2 separate regions of the Mus musculus genome follow, and region 1 is linked to region 2. A link is a contact called in ENCODE Hi-C or POLR2A ChIA-PET data. All regions are on one chromosome and are shown on one strand. Each heading gives the region's core, a stretch centred on a gene start or an enhancer-like site at or near the end of the contact. The rest is flanking DNA. Distances are from core to core; before and after follow the strand shown. Region 1 holds the start of Golga3 (golgi autoantigen, golgin subfamily a, 3). Region 2 holds the start of Ankle2 (ankyrin repeat and LEM domain containing 2).

Region 1 (2,704 bases), core at 172-2,671, 54 kb before region 2:
AGTGTATTAAAGTGCACACGTTGAGATTAGAGGCCAACTTGTAGAGTTGGTTCACTTCTTCCACCACTATATAAGCTTCAAATTGCCAGTCTTATGCTGCAAGTGACCTTGCTTGCTGAGCCACTCACCAGGTTCAGAGAGGTCCTTTCTCAATAATCCATAAGATTGCAGAATGTCTACCCACCTGTCTCTTTATTCAGCTCTGACATCATCTACTCTCTTGTATGTCTGTTTTTTACTATTTCCCTCCAAGAAGTAAGTTTCCTGAAAGCAGACAGCATCTGGCAAAGTCCTTGGCACACAACAGTCCTCAGTAGATACAGCAGGTTCCCCCATCAACCCCTGGACATATAAAGCTGGGACCCTGTCAGTCCTTTTGTCTACCTCAAGACCCTTCAAATTTGTTCATTGACTGATGAGCAGAAACAAAAGGGAAATATCCAAACAATAGGATATTAGCAATAAGAACGAAGCACTAAAAGATGTACAACATGGATACAATTTGAAAAAGAACTCAAAGCTATACAGTATATGAACCCTATTGGTATGAAATGTACAGGCAAGGACACTCAGAAACAGAAATAATGATAAAATCGTAAACAGGAGCAAACTTTACAGCATGTAAATTATATCTTTGTAAAGCTTTGGTCATTTTTATTTGGGGTTGGAAATGTAGCTTGGAGGTGGGGAGGTTACTAGACATGTTCAAGGCCCAGGATACAATCTCGAGCACTGAAAACAAAATGTATACTTAGCATTTTCCCCATGTAGCAGTGGCAATAGTTTAATATTGTGTTGTGAGAACTTCCTCTCCTTTCCTATCTTCACATACTAGAGACTGAACCCAAGAGTTCTGAACTACACCGCAGACGTCTTTTTACCTTTTAAGACAAGTCCCACTTTATAGTCCAGTCAGTCCTCGAGCTTGTGATACTTGTCAGACTTCCTCGTGGCTGGCAATGCAGTCGCGTGGCGCAGTGTCCGGCCATGTATAACACTGGCAATAATACAAACAAGACTGACAAACACTTAGGAACAAGTTGTCAGAACTGTGGTGGAGGCGGTGTCTGGCGGGGAAGCCACGCCCCGGGGGCGTGGCCACGTGGATCGTCATACCCACCAGTCAGAAGGCCGCGAGGGGCGGGAGCGTGGCGAGTCCAACGTCACTACCACCGGAAGCGTTTTTCTTTTTTTGGGGGGGGGGGGAGGGTTGTCCTGATTTCGTCTCTTAGGCTGGAAGTTGTTCCTCTGAAGGGAAGGCACACAAAATTTTAAGTCCACTTTCTGAAGGATATCTCAATCTGTCCGGAGATCCATACCAACCCCAATTTGAAAGTGGCTACTGGCCGCTGAGGGCAGCCTCTCTTCCGGAACGAAGACCTCGCGGACCGTTTGTTTCCGGGGGGTTGCCCGAGACTGGTACCCTGTTGCGCCCCGCCCCTTGCACAGCCACGTCCTACCGGAGCCGCAGGGTTGGGCCGGAACCGGTGAGGGTTTTGGGGGCTATTACTGAGGAGGGTCGGGACCTTGTGGCAGAGGACCGTGGAGGAACTGTTGGGGCAACCCTGGCCGCGCCCAGAGAGGCGTACAGGGGCAAGGCGGATGCAGAGTCCGGTGAGGGTCGCGCAGACTTTGGGTCAGCCGCGGTCAGCTCAAGTCAGTTTTTGCTTTTACTCCGTGGGGTTGGAAACCTGCCTCGCAGCTGGGTTGTCAGTAAATGCAGAGACTGCTTCTGCACCCACGGAATGCGGTCTGCCCTGAGAGCGTTGCTACTGCTGCTTGGTTGGGTCAGCGTGTTTGAAGTCTGCTCCTTTTGCAGTTGATGACGAACGTGACATGGTGGCAAGTCGTACAGTGCGTGGGGGACTTAGGTTGTTTTGATTCTGGTGCTCAGAGGTGTTTGCTGAACATGGTCAGTGGAGTCAGTGACCAGAGAGAGCTAGGCGAACAGCTTACCACCTTCCCACGGGCGCTTACTGAATGTTTATAGAAAAAGAGGCCCTGTTTGTAAAAGGTCCCAGGATACAGTAGTGTTTTGGTCTCTGTTTTCATCACTTTCTGGTGGAGGTATACTGACAACTCAAAACAGTTGAGAGGATTAGGTTTGTGCAACCTTCGGAAGAGTTTACCTTTGAGTCAAGACAGGCCTCCATGACAAGAATCGTTTGTGCAAAATTATTGAGAGGAATGTCTCAAGAAAAGTGAACAAGAAGTGTAGAGACCCTATGGAGAGTCAGTTGTACTTCTGGATGCATGATATAGCCAGATAATGAAAAAAGACACAGCATGTGAGGGGTACAGACATAAGTAGGAACCCAATTAAAGTGGTCTCCGGTCGAGGCTAAGAAGTTTGTATTTTATTGTCAGTAGGACACTGTAAACCATTTACAAATGCCGCCTGACTTTTATAGTCCGTTAATGACTCAGATACAGTGTACCTTGAATGGAAAGAAAAGGAAAAGCCTGGATAGGGTGGCACATGTCTGTTATACCAGCTCTTGGGAAGTCAAGACAGGAAGACCTCAGCCAGCTTGAGGCCCATGCTACATAGCAATATTCTGTCTAAAAAATCCAAAAGCAGATCGGAAAGACTTCTGAGTGGTTGAATGTTATAGAGTCTGATGACCTGAGTTCCCTGGGAGCCCTGTGGTGGAAGGAAAGCATCCACTCTTCAGTTGTCCTCTGCCCTCCACACAACTGTGCG
Region 2 (2,700 bases), core at 78-2,577:
GCCACCATATGGTTGCTGGGAATTGAACTCAGGACCTCTGGAAGAGCAGTCAGTGATCTTAACCGCTGAGCCATCTTTTCAGCCCCCCACCCCACATGGTCTCTTTAAATAAACACAATTATGAAGCAAAAGACAAAACATTAAAAGTTGTTCTCCACTGCTCTATGACATATTCCTGTACCTGTTTCTTTAAGGAATTAATACTACTTTACCCATCTGCCTATAATTAAATTTAACTTATTTATCTTGGTTTTTTTGAGACAAGGTTTTGCTACTTAGTCTTGGATGCCTCTTGGGCTGGATCTATAGACCAGGGTGGCCTCGAACACAGATATCCACATGCTTCTGTCTGGAATTAAAGATGTGCACCACCACGCCCAGCTAAATACTGAAATACATCTAAATTAGCTTTCTAATCCTGGGGCTATAAAAATAACTGGAAATTCATCTTAGCATTTCTCAAGTCATCTAGTTTGGCTTCCCTGAGACTGTTCTGAGGAGTAAGTAACATCTTTAACTGAAGATATGACCTGAAGGGTATGTATATCTGACTCTTGGCTGGTAACCTGTAAATTGAACGTGTCGGGGCCTCCACTCAGGCCTTTTTAGGCCATTCCTCAGGCCACCCTCTCCGGATAGTGAGAATTGGTCTTACCAAGTTCTCACTGGCAGGAGGTAGGATACACATTTGAACAGAACAGGCCTCCATCCTCCACTCTGCCTTCTAAAGACCACTCAGAGTACATGTGAGAAGCCTCTACACCATCACGGGCTTCCATAGCTCATGATCTGTGGGCAGAAATTAATGTGACATGCTTGTAATCACATTTCTGCGAGCTCAAGGAGGCAGATCTCCAGCATAAGGCCAGTTTGGGGATATATAGTTAAGACTCAAAAAAGAAAAACAAAGGTTAGAAAAGGACTTCAAAAATTAAAATCAGCAGCCTGGCATGGTGGCTCACATCTTTAATCCCAGTGCTAGGTAGGCTTTCGCGTTATCCGTCGGAATGGTATAGGCATTCTGCCTGTATTCCAGAGAAAATCTTCATTAACAACAGGAGGCAGAGCTGGGCTTTCTGGCCGCCGTATTCATCCTCAGCCCCTATCAGTCAAGCACTATGGCCCCAGCTCTGCTGGCTTCGGGATGACACACAGTCTGGGTGACCCAGGAGCCCGCTCGCGCTCTCCAGCAGCGACAACTCGGGGCGGCGCACCTGAAGAGCGAGCCGCGCCAGGCAGCGCGCCGAGTCCGACTCAGGACCCCGACCAAGCTGCCCGCGCCACTGCCGGGCTGCGCTCGCGTTAATCAGGACCCCGGGCTGCCTCCGGAGCCGCCTGAGGCTGCGTTCCGGGCCGCGTTCTAGCCTGATCGTTGGGAAACGGGACGGCCCGCACTGCGCGCGCAGCCCGCCTGGTCTAACCACGGCCGGGCGGAGGAGGAGGCTTGGGGCAGGCGCGACTCCCGTGGCGAGGCGAGCGGTCTTCTGAGGGCCGGAGGCGGGAGCGACGCGGGCTGCATTTGCAGCGGCCGCGCTCAAGGCCTCGGCGCCGGCGGTGGCGATGCTGTGGCAGCGGCTGGCTGTGGTGGAGTGGGCGGCCCTGGCCTGGGAGCTCCTGGGCGCCTCGGTGCTGTTCATCGCCGTGCGCTGGCTGGTCCGCCGGCTAGAGAAGCGGCCGCGGGACCTGAACCGTTGCGGGACGCTCTCCTCTCCGCCCAGCGCGTCTGAAGCGGTGGCCGCACAGCCAGGTAAGGCAGCGTCAGTCGTGGGAGGAAAACCTCACTCTCCACGCCCCCTGGATACGGTAAGACCCTATCGCGGATATTTTGGAAACTTTTGATGAGAACCCACAGCCCTGTTAGCACTTCTTCTCTCCACCTCTCTAAACTGTAATCCCATGTTTACGAGGTATGTGTTTTGTTTTTGTTTTGTTTTTTAAGATTTCTTTAGAATTTTTTAAATTTATTTTTAAGATTTACTTATTTTATGTCTATGAGTATACACTGTAGCTGTGCAGATAGTTGTGAGCCTTCATCTGGTTGTTGGGAATTGAATTTAGGACCTCTGTTCGCTCGGGTCAACCCTGCTCGCTCACTCCGATCGGCCCCCCGCCCAAAGATTTATTTATTGTTATAAATAAGTACACTGTAGCTGTCTTCAGACGCACCAGAAGAGGGCGTCAGGTCTCTTGTTGTGAGCTACCATGTGGTTGTGAGATTTGAACTCAGGACCTTCGGAAAGAGCAGTCGGTGTGCTCTTTCACCAGCCCGAGGTATGTGTTCGTATGAAGCCACTTTTCACTAACGCTCACTTTCTCCTAAATCTAGTTCTTAGTGGAAGATGAAAAGTAATTCTTCTAGAAGGAAAATGACATTTTAAGCCATTAACTCAACTTTAGAACTTTAGAGATAACCCAACCCTAACAAGATCTTACGGGTAACAGAGGCTCCATTTGCTACTATGAACTTAAACACAATTTCATTTTTTAATTACTTAGGGCTGGGTATAAAACTCAAGGCGTGGCACATCTTGACAAGTCTTCTACCACTGACATACATATCAACCCTTTCTTAGCAGTCGTTGGTTTCTTGGGGGTTTTGTTTTCGTGTTTTTGTTTTTGTTTGTTTGTTTTTTGCTTAAGAAATGGGAACAGGAAGGTCAGGGTAATGCTGGTTATTTTTACATGGCCGTGGAGAAATGA

Evidence for each region. A loop is a pair of places that touch in the nucleus more often than their neighbours do. ChIA-PET counts read pairs that join two places held with the same protein, here RNA polymerase II (POLR2A).
Region 1: a map of T-helper 2 cell shows a loop between it and region 2 (2.5-fold over the local background). The contact joins the promoter of Golga3 here to the promoter of Ankle2 in region 2. A Hi-C loop is called at or near these places in 1 of 37 maps with a recorded cell type or tissue (T-helper 2 cell). POLR2A ChIA-PET finds 5 or more read pairs at or near these places in 2 of 5 experiments (Patski and embryonic stem cell).

What each region holds. Positions count from the first base shown.
Region 1 is chr5:110,175,436-110,178,139 of GRCm38, forward strand. It overlaps Golga3 (golgi autoantigen, golgin subfamily a, 3), which reads left to right and starts at 1,422. Exons shown (of 24, transcript NM_001347389.2): 1 at 1,422-1,487. Gm15787 (predicted gene 15787) reads right to left here and starts at 1,069. Exons shown (of 3, transcript NR_040431.1): 1 at 882-1,069.
Region 2 is chr5:110,229,677-110,232,376 of GRCm38, forward strand. It overlaps Ankle2 (ankyrin repeat and LEM domain containing 2), which reads left to right and starts at 1,328. Exons shown (of 13, transcript NM_001253814.1): 1 at 1,328-1,747. The coding sequence starts at 1,561.